Regions from separate parts of the Homo sapiens genome. Here regions 2, 3 and 4 are each linked to region 1. A link is a contact called in ENCODE Hi-C data. All regions are on one chromosome and are shown on one strand. The core of a region is the stretch at or near the end of the contact, and the rest is flanking DNA. Distances in the headings are between cores, read along the strand shown. Region 1 overlaps PIWIL4 (piwi like RNA-mediated gene silencing 4). Region 2 has its middle 74 kb from the start of FAM76B. Region 3 overlaps SMCO4 (single-pass membrane protein with coiled-coil domains 4). Region 4 overlaps MAML2 (mastermind like transcriptional coactivator 2).

Evidence for each region. A loop is a pair of places that touch in the nucleus more often than their neighbours do. Pooled maps may share reads with other maps.
Region 2: a loop to region 1 is called in a map of GM12878, with 4 times the contacts of the local background. The contact joins two enhancer-like sites. A Hi-C loop is called at or near these places in 1 of 168 maps with a recorded cell type or tissue (GM12878), 5 of 37 single-sample maps with no recorded cell type and 6 of 50 pooled maps.
Region 3: a pooled map shows a loop between it and region 1 (9-fold over the local background). The contact joins two enhancer-like sites. A Hi-C loop is called at or near these places in 3 of 37 single-sample maps with no recorded cell type and 2 of 50 pooled maps.
Region 4: a loop to region 1 is called in a pooled map, with 5 times the contacts of the local background. The contact joins two enhancer-like sites. A Hi-C loop is called at or near these places in 2 of 37 single-sample maps with no recorded cell type and 1 of 50 pooled maps.

Annotation. Positions count from the first base shown.
Region 1 is chr11:94,601,350-94,604,801 of GRCh38, forward strand. PIWIL4 (piwi like RNA-mediated gene silencing 4) reads left to right here. Exons shown (of 20, transcript NM_152431.3): 12 at 446-630; 13 at 2,635-2,707. The region is part of intron 4 of PIWIL4-AS1 (PIWIL4 antisense RNA 1); the gene reads right to left. Among named protein-coding and RNA genes, the nearest start is that of LINC02700, 35 kb to the right of the region's middle. RefSeq lists an enhancer at 1,558-1,777. Within about 2 kb of position 1,847, at least 11 of the 41 ENCODE cell types and tissues checked have a DNase peak (open chromatin) inside an H3K27ac peak, as active enhancers do.
Region 2 is chr11:95,713,688-95,717,027 of GRCh38, forward strand. No RefSeq gene overlaps it. Among named protein-coding and RNA genes, the nearest start is that of FAM76B, 74 kb to the right of the region's middle. Within about 2 kb of position 1,361, at least 6 of the 41 ENCODE cell types and tissues checked have a DNase peak (open chromatin) inside an H3K27ac peak, as active enhancers do.
Region 3 is chr11:93,523,414-93,527,105 of GRCh38, forward strand. All of the region lies in intron 1 of SMCO4 (single-pass membrane protein with coiled-coil domains 4), which reads right to left. Among named protein-coding and RNA genes, the nearest start is that of SMCO4, 18 kb to the right of the region's middle. RefSeq lists enhancers at 687-786, 3,235-3,334, 3,365-3,534. Within about 2 kb of position 2,443, at least 10 of the 41 ENCODE cell types and tissues checked have a DNase peak (open chromatin) inside an H3K27ac peak, as active enhancers do.
Region 4 is chr11:96,186,498-96,189,722 of GRCh38, forward strand. The region is part of intron 1 of MAML2 (mastermind like transcriptional coactivator 2); the gene reads right to left. Among named protein-coding and RNA genes, the nearest start is that of MIR1260B, 150 kb to the right of the region's middle. RefSeq lists an enhancer at 1,363-1,422. Within about 2 kb of position 1,439, at least 12 of the 41 ENCODE cell types and tissues checked have a DNase peak (open chromatin) inside an H3K27ac peak, as active enhancers do.

The sequences.
Region 1 (3,452 bases), core at 597-3,096:
GGTGTGTTAGTTTTATTATGATGACCTAGAGTATTGATAATCAGCATTCTCTGAGATATTTAGATGCTTAAAGTAAAAGATAAAATGATACAGGCTGTTTGCCTGAGTCATTCATAATAAAGGCATAGATACTCAGAGCTGGAAGGGAACCTCAGAGATCTTTGAATCAGACACCATTCTCTGTGCACCGCAGAGAATCATGAGGTTAAAGGGACCTCCAAGGGCCACCAGTGCCTGGAAGACCTGGGATGACGCCCAGATGCTTCCACTCCCAGAAAGCACATGTATTCTGTTCGGATGTGCAGTGCCTGCATCTGTGTTTTAAGACTGAATAGCAAACTGTGTTAAACAGTTATAACAAAAGTTGGCCATCTTCACACTGTCTTTATTTAGCTGCTCTCTGAATAAATTTGTTCAATCCTTTCATGATCATTATTTTTCTCAGTGTCAACCTGTGTCTGCTGCTGACTGGTCCAAGGATATTCGAACTTGCAAGATTTTAAATGCACAGTCTTTGAATACCTGGTTGATTTTATGTAGCGACAGAACTGAATATGTTGCCGAGAGCTTTCTGAACTGCTTGAGAAGAGTTGCAGGTTCCATGGGATTTAATGTGGACTACCCCAAAATGTGAGAATACATTGAATTTTGTTCATATATTAATTTGGTTTGGTTAGAAGGTAGGGAATAATGGCAGATGTATCAACAAAAGCTTCTTTATCCCAGTAGTTTCCTAATGTAAAGTGCCAAGAAAGTAGTCATAAGTAGATAGATTTTGTAATGACTAAACTTTTATAAAGTTAGAATATATTTTATGTTGGCCTTTGTAAAACTTGTACCCAGTTCTTAAGCAGTAGTGTCATTACCTGAAAATCTTTCCAGTACCAGTTGGGATATAAATCTTTAATAAGTCCATATATTGTCTTCTCAACTGTTTTTCCTTCTTTCAGATCAGTTTTTCATATCAGTTATTTACTTAATAGGAAATGGATATTAAAAAACAGAAGTTGCATGTCCTGACTTTTACTTGATTTTATGCTTTAAAATTTAATATGAAAATAGATCTCAAATAAGCTTTTCTGATTCTGTTACTGTAGCATACTATTAGTCATTCAGAGAGTTTTCTGATAAGACTAAGGTCAACCATTTATTCTTAGAATGTTTATTGAGTACTAATATGTGTAGATACTATGCCAGTTGCTGGGAATGAGAAAGATAAATAAATAGTTTTTCATTGAGTAAGAGATACATATACAATCACACTGAAAATAAATACTGTTTTGCTTTAGAAAAGCCATAAAGTTGGTCATGCCTCATTTTACTGAAACTGATATGCTTAGAAAAGAGGAACAGATACTTTTCTTTGTTATAATGGAGTTATTCTTTAAACACATAGTTACTAATTAATTGCATCAGCAGCACAAGTATTAATCCCAAAGTCTCATTTAACACCATTGTTTAGAACTCTCCTCTTATCAAATCTGTTAATAAATAGCCTGGATTGAGTTTCACCCGCTCTACTTTCTCTAAACCCATGAGCTAATAAAGCAGGAAATGATTATGAAAGAAGCCACAGTCCGCAGATCCTGGGCTGACATCACAGGCTCTTTCTCATGTGAATTCTGGAACAAGCCCATTGCTATGTTCTGTCCTTGGCCTGTTTTATTTGAAAGCTCGTATTTTATTTCAACCTTCTTTTTTCCATGAAGTATCCATTTACCTGTTAGATTTATATGCATAGCTTCTGTCTTCTAAAACATTCACCTGATGATTTTAGGAGTGGACTGTAAGTGCAGCAGAGTCAGAGTGCGAGAGTTTGAATTGGATGAGTCAGGACCATCTAGTTGCTGAGACGGTTCGGCCAGCCAGTCACATAGGTCTGTTAGTATCTGCAGTCATGGGGTTGATGGTCCTGTCACCTGCTGGGCGAGTTTTAAAAAGCCGCTGGGCATTGGGACAGTTCACTTATATACACATAAAAGAGGCTGATTCTACATAAAGAAACTAGTTTTACAAATTCCTATGTGTGTGAGAATTACTTTTGGAGCTGCTGGCCCCTAACATAATGTAAGCACAGAACAGATAATTGTTAAGTACTTGTGCGCTGATTAAGGCTAGACATTCCAGGCTCCAGACAAGCAACCACTAAGGAAAATAAAGATATTTTTGTCTAAATCATGCAAATTAGCTGAATATCTTGGTCTCATTAACCTGATGTTTTCTGAAACATTCATTTTTAGATTCCTATAGCAATTCACTCTTACAGAAATCTTAATCCTGGTTGAGCTTGAACACTCTTTCAGACATTTGATACTGTGAGACTTGGGATTTCAAAAGTTCACTTTCAACCCCATTTTGAACAACAGAATTATTGATTATAGGGATTCTGGACAATTGAGAAGATCTGATTTTCTACCAAACCATTTTTTACACTGTAAAAATTATTGCGAAATGTTTTTGTCATATTTTGTAGTTTAAGAAACAATTTTAGACTCAAAAGGTTATTTTCTCTAATAATTTTTCCTAAAACTACTAGTTTGTTATGAAAATTTATTTGTATTATTTCTAATGCCATATAAGTATGTGCTACTAAGAAGGAAGTTACATAGCTTCAAAATTAATCTTTTTATGTAGCATAAAAGTACAAGAAAATCCAGCTGCATTTGTTAGAGCTATACAGCAATATGTTGATCCTGATGTTCAGCTGGTAAGTACAGGATACTTTTTGAACTCCTTTAATCTATAATTTTAGTTCTGCTTTATATCTACAGTCTGAACATACCCTCCCATGATATATTTGCAAATTGCCATGCATTTCTCCAAAGCACCGAAGAAAATATTAATCTTAGTATTTTAATCAATATTTTATTTCCTTTCCACATTTCTAATATTAATTTTAAAATACAGTACTTCTTGTTACCCCTATAACAGCCATTGGTGTCTGCATATTTTGCAACTCATTGGGGTCATCTTTTCCTTAAGATTTAAGATAAACTGACTCCCACCTCATCACATAAATGTTGGTATCCAGTGTTCCCTATATTTCAGGGGATTCTTGGAGGGTTAGGTTTTTCCAAGTGACCTATGGCCCCAAATTCCTGCTTCCTGTGAATTCTTGCCACCTTCTGTGCATTTCAGAGAGGACCACTTCCTCCGGTGCTGCATCACCTGGTGGGACATCCACAGTTGCCTCATTTCCCAAAGGGCATGTGTGTGTAGCTGACTTTGCAGACTGTTTGGGGCCAAGGCATGATTACATCACATCCCAACATTCCAGAAAAATTAGAATTGACATCCCTGTTCTTAAAAATCTTTCAACGATTCCTATTTCCCAGGAATGTTTACTCTTCTACCAGACCTCAGCACCCCCAGGCTATTGTAGGGCTTTTCCTGTCCATTCCATCTACCCTTCTTACCTCCCTCGCTCACTCAGTTCAACATCCAACATTCTT
Region 2 (3,340 bases), core at 111-2,610, 1.1 Mb after region 1:
TACACACCTAGGGAGGTAGTCTTATTTACCTCTTTCAACTTTATATTCTGACTAATATGTATTAGAGTCAATATTGGTATGTTGATTCCATATGGCTTGTTGATTGGGGAATCAGATGAGAAGATTATTCTAATACTGAAATACTCCTTTTTCACCTAATGGTTTAATCACCTAATTAAAGTTTACTGTGTTCTTTGGGAATCCAAAGTGACCATTGGTGAACCTGACAAAAAAAATTCATCTTCTTAGAATTTTGTGATGTAATTAATATTTATTTTGGAACCCTCAGCACCCCAGAGAAGAGTTAGGTATAGAAAGAAACTCTAAAAAGCATATAAGTGCCCCAGAAGATTTTCCCCTTCCTCCCTGTCACATACCTCTTTGCCTCAACCCACTTAAATTCTGAGAAAAAAATCAATACAGTTAAATGAATGTAAGTATGGGTTTATCATTGTCTCTTTAAGTAGAATTATGTCCACGTTTTACAAGTTCCATTTCTTTAGGTGTCAAAAACTAGTTTTATTTAGCTGAGGTTGAGAATATTGGGCAGAGTCAAGGTGAGCATCTAGTGAAAAGCTTTGGAAACACTCCAGGTATAAAGCTGAAGACATTAATCACCAGAATAACAAATGAAATTGAACTGTTCTAGAATTGGGCTCCTTCACCTCATTTTCCACTTCTTCTTCCAGTGTGGTCATCAGGATTCAATCCTGGTCCTATGCTGTCCATAAGATAATACCAAAGGGAGCAGACACTCAACATTTACTTCTTTTTATCTCGACTCTAATCAAGAAAATATGACAATATTTCTGATATCTCTTCTCAAAAAACTTTTTTTTTACTCTAAGTTCTGGGATACATGTGCAGAATGTGCAGGTTTGTTACATAGGTATACATGTGCCATGGTGGTTTGCTGCACCTGTCAACGCATCATCTAGGTTTTAAGCCCCGTATGCATTAGGTATTTGTTCTAATGCTCTCCGTTCCCTTGCCCACTACTGCCTGACAGCCCCAGTGTGTGATGTTCCCCTCTCAGTGTCCATGTGTTCTCGTTTTTCAACTCTCACTTATGAGTGAGAAGATGCAGTGTTTGGTTTTCTGTTCCTGCGCTAGTTTGCTGAGAATACCTGAAAGCTTTGAAAAATCAGATTATCATTAAGAAATAATTCTTAAACTCAAAAATTTTGCCCAAAGAACTTCCTTCTCTGGAGACCTGAAAGAACAAATTAAATACTCATCATAAATATCCAAGTGCAAAACTACCAGTTTTGCATTTATAAAACTACCAGTTTGCACATGAGGAAACTAAGATTCAGGAAGTGTAAATGATTTACCCCGGCATGAAGCTAGTTAATAGAAGAGCAGGTTGCTCCTTACTCTTACTATCTTACTTTTTTGTTAATCATTTATACACAAATCCTGAGTACCTACCATATCCATGGCACTAAGGGCTGTGAAGGGAACAAATCCAAAACATTCATGGTTCCTCCTCCCAATATTATTATTAGATACTTTAAACATTACAATAATGATAACCACTATACATCAAATACTCATTACGGGGGAGAAACTGGGTCAATATCATGGTCGCAGACATTATTCTCTTGATATGAGTGTTAGTTTCTTCAGTTTACAGATGAAGAAAAGGAAACTGGTATGCAAAATGTCATATAATTGTCTCAAATCACACAGTTCATCAGAAGCAGAGGTCAAATTTGAACTTACATTTGCCTGATTCCAAGACCTTTGCTCTTAACTGTATCATAAGCTGATGTAGTTCTACAACTGAAACTTAACATTTACCTCCAGAGACAATGGAAGATACTTTAGCTAAAAGTAAAAGAAATTTTCAAAAATAAGGTTTATTAACGCTAGAATAATTTAACATAGGGAGCCTGTAGAACTTCATCACTGTAGGTGAGTTGAAAATGAGAGGATACTAAATTAGAGGTTTTATTTAAGAGTGGGTCTACCTAATTGCCTAGTAGGAAGTGAAAACAAATGATATTTCAAGCTTTCTTTTACCCTATGACTTTAAGGAAAAACAATAACAACCATAAAACACCACCACCTACGACAACAGTCTTCTGTGTTTTCCCATGCATTCAAATGAGCTAAAAAGTGATAAATGCATTGCAAGTAAAATAGCTATGCAGCACTCTTGGGAAATGTGGTTCCACGGAGATGCCACAGAGACTTTCATTGTAAAGCCTGGTACTGAAGTTTGGACAAAGGTGTGTTTGTGTGCAGTGACTAAGCTTGTGTGGGAGGGAGGCAACCACTGCAGATGGCTGAAAAATATGCTAATGTTGAAAGACCCATGTGATGGCTGGCATCCTGAAAGAGACACAGATGTTTCCTCCCAAGAAGAATTTTAGAACAAGTGGCTTGCTGACCTATTCAGGCTTGATTCCTTAACTGCATCTCAGGGTCATACACACGTCAGAACCACTGAGACAATTGTCCTCCTCACTTTGTACCCCAGGAAAGAGATAGAGCAGCTAATTAATCACAAGGCCTTTGCTGATAATACCTTTCATTTGAAATTTTTGTTGTTTTTGTTTTTAAGATGTTTTCATGTTCTCTGAGACTTGCTTTCAGAATGCTGCCTCTGTTCACATGCTGGGTCTCCTACAGTGCTCACATTGCTCCACTCTCTGTACGTTTTGTTTTTTTTCCCCATAAAAACCATCCCTCTTATATTCACTTTTTAAGTCTTTCTTTTCCCCACTAAACTATATGCTCATTTCATGGCAGGGAGCATGACTAACTTGTTAACCACAAAATCCCAAGAGCCCAACATAATGCAAGATACATAGAAGTCTCTCAAAAACATCTTTTCTCAGCACTCCTGAGAATACCTACAAGACATTCTCAGATATACTAGAGAGGCAGAGCGTAGATTGTCTTGTATTAGTCTACTTAAACAAGATTGTTCATTCCTTCATTTATTCAACAAAACTTCGGGGGTTTATATCATGTGTCAGGCACTGCTCTAAATGACCAGGATGCTGCAATAAAAAGAACAACAAAAAAAATTCCCATCCTTATGGGTTTAGGGTGTTAACATCAATATATTTTTAAAAGAAATTGAAAAAAACCCAGGTACTTCGACTACAAAAATCATTTTGTTTGCAGATTACCTAACACTGCTAACTCAAGTTCCTGGGTCTATAGAAGAAAAATAAAATTAAAAATTAAAAAACAGCCGGGCGCAGTGGCTCACGACTATAATCCTAGCACTTTGGAAGGCCAACACGGGCAGATTACCTGAGGTCAGGAGTTCGAGACCAGCCTGGTCAACATGGTGAAACCCTGTCTCTACTAAAAAAAAATACAA
Region 3 (3,692 bases), core at 1,193-3,692, 1.1 Mb before region 1:
CTGGGAGGCCAAGGCAGGTGGATTGCTTGAGCTCAGGAGTTCAAGACCAGCCTGGGTAACATGGCAAAACCCTATCTCTACCAAGAATATAAAAAATTAGCTGGACATGGTGGCACATGCCTGTAGTCCCAGCTATTCCGGAGGCAGAGACAGGAGAATCGCCTGAGCCTGGGAGGCAGAGGTTGCAGTGAGCTGAGATCATGCCACCGCACTCTAGCCTGGGCAACAGAGCAAGACCCCGCAAGAAATGAGACCAGAAAACCTCAAATTTAGTTTTTTAAGTCTTTTCAAGATAATTATACAATCAGTGAAAGTGTGTGTGCTAAAAGTGCTGACACGTCCAATATGTAAATTTAAAATACCCCGCTTTCTAAAATCGTGTTTTGGCATTTCCTCATTTTTAAAAATACTGGGCATTTCTGAGAGGCTGTGTGGTTAACATGGACTTCCTTAGTTTTGGTTTCCAGTAAATGAAGCATATATCAGCACCCCATTCCAAAACCAAAAGAATGAGAAAACCTTGGAAAGATTCTAGCTGAAACAGGGTTTTTAAGCTTCATCCTCTCCTTCTTGTTTTGGGGGAGGAAGTGTGCAGGGAAGATCAGTTACTAATGCCCTTCAGGGGAGGGGAGTTTCTCAGGCCTCAACCTCTGTAGCTGAGATCTGTATTTTCTTCAAGCCATCCTGGTTGAAAAATAAAAACAAGCGATTACAACACATTGAGCCTGGGTGATCTCACATACACTATCTCATATATATCTTACCACAGCCTCTTTTAGATTGTACTATCATCACCAATTTATAGGACACAGACTCAGAAAGGTTCAGTAACCAGCTCAGGCTCACAAAGCCAGGAAACGGCCGGGAGGGAACCTAGGATGGGACCACACATTCCTGAGGGAGAAGAGAACCCTACTGTGTACACGATCCCCAGGGCATTTGAAGAGGGCATTCTTTCACTTTCGGAATACAAGCTGATTTTAAACAGGCATCTTCTCGGTTGTGTTTTATGAAACTTACAGGGGAAGCTATGGTATAGAAGTATGCTACCTAAGAGTGACTTCCCTTAAGAATCCCCATCTGTAAAATGGAGATGATGACGACCACTCCCTGGGAGCACTGGACAAGACTTTCTGGGCAAAGTCCTGAAAACTCTGACACTCCACAAACACAAATGACCTGGAGCAGCAGCATTACTGCCAGGCCCCTGGAAGTAGCTTATGGGGACAAACTGAAGAGAAAGGCAAAACACACACTCCCCGCTACAAAAGTGCTTAGTCCTCCAAAATGCAGGGAAGGCACGGAGTACTGATGATGAGGAATGGTGGGTCAACAGCCAGTGCACACAGAGGAGGTGGTGCATCCAATGCGTTCCCCACCTATGTTAACTCACAGATCTCGCCTGCTCACTGCACTCATCCAAGGTCTTGGGCAAGGACCCACAGAAAAATAGTGAAACAGGAAAAAAATCCAACAAAGGGTATAAACTCAGAATTCTGTGATCCAGTCACACCAGAGTGACATCATAAAACATAACTCCAGTTCCACAAAGACAGATGCTTCCCTGGGCTGGGCGGCCCACATCCCCAACACCCACAGCTGGCCTCTACTCAGAGGAAGGTTGCACTCAACCCACAATGGGCCAAGGAGCCACTACTGTACTGCCACTCCCAGCTGTGGTCAGAATACCCTCTCCCAGGGCTCCTGCTGCCACTTCCAGCTGTGGCCAGAACACCTCCCAGGGCTCCTGAGACCACTGTGCTATGCAGCAAAAGGCCACACTCTGATCAGAAGATCTTACGTTTGAATCTCAAGCACTGCTACTTACACACTGGGTCTGTCAGCAAATTACTGCCCCACTGATTCTCAGGTCTTTTCCTCTGTAAAATGGAGAAAATAATAACCACTTTCTGAGCTTGTTGTGAGGATTAAATGAGATAATCTGCATAAAAGGCAAGGCACACAGCAACTGAAGCTATTATCCAACTTGAAGCAGAGGCCAGCTAATATTGGGTAAAAATTAAATTTGATTCCTTGAAAGAAAAAAGTTCCATAGAGTTAGTGAGGATCAGCAATTTTCAGAAAATTTAAGGAAGTGAGGTGGAAAAATTCCACTCCCCCCATTCCTAAAGGGTTTTGAAGCCCACCCACTCCTGGCTCTCCTGCAGGAATAGAGAACTGCAGTGTCTCCAGACTCTTCCCACTTTATAAATACACCCTACGACCAACCAGAGAGTGCTTGCTGCCAAACTCCTGGGCAAACGCGACCAACAGGATTGGATCCGGAAATTAGATGTCCAAGCAGCCCAGTCATACTCAATTCAAAATAGATATCTGTGACCTACTTAGTCTTCGAGTACCATTCTCAAAGCCAAAAAACAAGACAGGGCCACTGACTTCAGCAGAGCCCTGCATGGGCCCCTGCTTTCCTGTCAGATGAAACGTGCACTGCAACAGTGATGACTCAAGAAATTATCTCAGGATAGCTGGACAGAAACCCCAGCTTGGAAAGAGCTGATTCAAACAGTTGTGAAAAAGCAAAAAGTCACAGAAGTCCTGCCAACAGTTTATCCTCTCTGACTATCCCCAATAATCCATCTTCATCCACTTGGACTGAGGGTTACACCTCTCATGACAGGGACTTCTCAAGCTGTCTATCCCTAACACTCATATTGGTTTGAGTATACATATCTTCCCATAAAACAAGGGATTCTGCCTACTGTACCTTGATGTTCTACAAAGCATCAAGCACAGAAAGGGTCCAATGAAGAGCAAGCACCACCCAAGGGGGACCCCCTCCCCTCCCCAGGGGCAGACCACCAGGTTCCAGCCCACTCACACGCTTGGCTGCTCAAGATTAGAGAACAGAAACAGACAAATATTTGCTAAAAAAAAAAAAAAATTAGGAAGACAAACAAGACCAGGGAAAGTTGCTATGTACTTTCAACCACCGCAGTTACAGAATGATCTCCTAAATTACAACTCATTTCACCAAAGAGATGAGAGTTTTGGGGAGAGTGAATCCAAGGAATTTGGCAGGGACAAATTCCAGTGAAATCCTAGAGCATTCAGCACTAGGCAGTACAACACCAGGTAGACAGTGGAACATTATACTTCACCAGTGAAGCGATGGTAGAGGAAACAAGCTGCTGCCAAAAACAAAAATGAAATAAAGCAAACCTGCTGCTCTTCACATCCGCATCCATCCTCCTCACATCTCCAAGGTCAGCCCCACTGTTCTCACGCACCATTGTACACTCAAAATTCTCATCAGAGAAACTTCCTTGAGAGCCCTGTGGTTTCCTCAGCACTTTTTCCCTACATCATGACATTTAATCATCACCACCATCCTGGGAGGCAGGTGGAACAGGCATTTTTATCACTCACTGAGAAATGAGGAAATGGAAGCCTAAGTATGTCTACCACACGGCACAATCAGGACTAAAGTACAGACTAATTCCCAAGTTCAATGTGTGTTCTCCAAAATAACCCAGACCTGACAAGGCCACATATCTGAGCTCTAGGCCATTGCCCTTTCCACTGCACTGCTGAGGACCTTCTAGAGACAGAATTCCGACACACAACCCTCTCAGTACAGCAGCCCACTCTTCAACCTTCTCAAGACACAACAGAGCTCACAAACCAACCTTGGCAACCGCTGACAGGCAGCACCTGCGTCAGCCACACACCCT
Region 4 (3,225 bases), core at 189-2,688, 1.6 Mb after region 1:
AGAATCTCTTGAACCCGGGAGGTGGAGGTTGCGGTGAGCTGAGATTGTGCCATTGCACTCCAGCCTGGGCAACAAGAGTGAGAATCCGTCTCAAAAAAAAATGTGATGAAAAGAGGGGCAGATGCAATGATAATTATTTTGTGAATGTTGGCTACTATGTTAAGTAACTCACATGCATTTTATTTTCACAACTCCACTATGTAGGAAGTAGCATTATCCTCATTTTACAGATGAGAAACCGATAGAGAGAGCTTGAAATCACTTTCTCAAGGCTACATAGTAGGTGAGTGTTAGAGTGGCAGTTTGAACCCAATAGCCCCTGGCTTTAGAGCCGGGCCCCTTAACAACTATTAGCCAGTGTATCTCATAGAGAGAAGCTTTTTACACAGAGGCTACCATATGCACAAATATCACAAGCACAGTATGATTTGGTAAATGATACTGAATTCAAAGACACAAGTTTCACTCATTTTAAAATTGTGACTCAAACAAATGTGAATAGTGCCTAGAGGCTTCCTTGCTACTGAACTGTGGTCCATTTTTTGAACATTCCTGGTGCCCTGAGTAATGTACCTTTAACCTTATTTGAAATTCCCAGTATCTTCAGTGGGTGTCTGAGGGGTCTTTCTTACCTCTGTGAATCAAGTTGTCTCTGCACATTCATTTGGATACTTTCTCCCCATCTTTTTTAGAAGCTAAGTGTGATAGCTAAATGAGATAACATATAAAATGTGGCACATAGCAGATGATTAATAAAAGCCACTGTTATTCCAGATTGCTGGTTTTCTCAGACTTTCAAATTAACTCATTACCTAGATGCCAAAAGAAATATATTTGGTATTTTCTTGACACTTAGTAGGTATTCTAGAAATATTTTATTTTAAACAGATGAATGAATAAACAAAAGAATTGAGGTATAAACGTAGCTTCACTTAAGGAATCACTGCTGATCCTATCCCAGGTTGTCTTGGAAGTAAATGCTTGAACTCCCAGCATCATTTATCCAAAGTGAGTAAGAAGTTTTAAACAGGCCGGGTGCGGTGGCTCACGCCTGTAATGCCAGCACTTTGGGAGGCCGAGGGTGGTGGATCACAAGGTCAGAAGATGGAGACCATCTTGGCCAACATCTCTAGTAAAAATACAAAAATTAGCTGGGCATGGTGGCATGTGACTGGAACCCCAGCTACTCGGGAGGCTGAGGCAGGAGAATCGCTTGAACCAGGGAGGCAGAGGTTGCAGTGAGCCGAGATCGTGCCACTGCACTCCAGCCTGGCGACAGAGTGAAACTCTGTCTCAAAAAAAAAAAAAAAGTTTTAAATAACTGTCGTGTTTAGGAATGTCCACCTATTACTGTTCTTCTCCTCTGCTCTGATATTTTTCACTCCAGTCTATGGACTAAGCACTCCAGAAGAGGTGTCTGCTTCTGACTCCAGCACTGTGCATACTGATTCATTCGGCTGGCATTTGGCCTGGCCTTCATGTGGCAGAGGTATCTTTGGCCTATGGTTAAATGGAGTTGTCCCTCTGATGTTTCTGACTTGGCAATGAAATCTCAGTAACCAGAATCATCACTACAGCACCCTGCTATTTAATCTTTGCTGGAAAGTGATGAAAACAGACCTCACTTGTATGAGAACTCTTAGGTTTAGTGAAAGCAATGTGAGAAGTCGCCAAGTTTGTGCTTTGAAACAAGCACATGTTTGAAACCTTAGGTTTCTTTTTCTTAAGCTTTCCCAAGTTGGAAGCTTATAACACAGACATGAAAGTCTGATTTAAGCAGTTCCTATAACCTTTCTAATTTCAGATTTTAAAACTGCTTTTGCTTGAATAGAAAATGGAAAGCCAACACATCTCTCTCTACCCCCATCCTTCCCTGAATAACCTAGATACTTAAGCAATCCTTCCCTTCCCTGGGGCTGTGACTGTAGAGTATTATTTTATTGACTCATAATTAAGAACTTCTGATGAGAAAACCAGTCAACAGAGAAAAATGGCTTGGGGGTCCCACAAGCAAAGAGAAAGCCTGTATGTCCCTATTATGGCAAGTACAACAGGCAGGAATGAGGAGATCTTACAAAAGAAAATCTTTTTGAAAACGTTAAGTCCTTTAAAAAATGAACTTTATGTCCTTTTTGAGGAAGTCAGTTTTTTTTTTTCCTTTCCCATAATGTAATGAAAACGTGAGTGGTAGTTTGAGCTGCTGTAAGATTCAGGGAGTGTATGAGAGAGTGAAATTGTGTGTGGGAGGGGACTGACAATGGAAAGTTGGTGGTGAACACAGAGTGTGGGCAGAAGGAAAAAAGCACATGTGAAACATCTCTGAAAGGAAGTGTCACAGGAAAAACTTTTGAGGCAGCATTCTATGGGGCTGGTCAGAGCACCACCAAAGCTGCTGTGCATTTGTTCAACATTAAAAAAAAAATTCTGCTAAACAAATAAGCAAAAGATTTCAAATGTCCAAAGAGCCACTGAGGAGAAACCATTACTCTTTTAACTGAACAAATATTCCTGGAATTCAGTCACATCTTATTAGTAAAGAGAAGCTTCTAGCTCAATGCTAGAAACTGTTTTGTTTTTTTTTTTCTATATCTGGTTCCACTCATGGAAATGACCACCTCTGCACCCATTATTCACCGGCCATATCTAGTTTAATACAAGAGGTGATTTGCCTCTTGGTGCCTTGAGGTATGATTTGATGAGAGTTTGGTAATGCATATAAAATGGATTTCCATTATCCAATTATAGCCAATAGGACCTAATCTGACTTCTCTGAACAATTTTTTAAACAAGTAGCCATTTTGTATGGCACAAGTTTCGTGCTTATAATTTACTTCCTAGGAAATCTTTATGTATTAATGTAGTGTTTTTACATACCAATAGTTACTCCTAGAAGAGAATAGACTTTTAAGACTCATTTAAAGTGGATGCTTTGAATTCTCCATTTGAAATACCTGAAATAAGCTTAAACACTATTGCGGGATAGACTAGAAAGAAAAGTAGTCTCTTACCACTATGACTAATTTCAGGTAACTGAAAATCTACAGCTTTGAAACTGCAGCACTACTAGTTAATTTGCAACAGCAAATCTGTTTTTCTTCTGACAGATTTACTCATTCATGTCATGTTTCATTATATTCATTCTGTGGACATACAACATAAGCTATTAGAATGTGAAATCTACTTGCTACTTTGTTTGTTGGGCATTTTGTTTTGGTTGTTTAGATC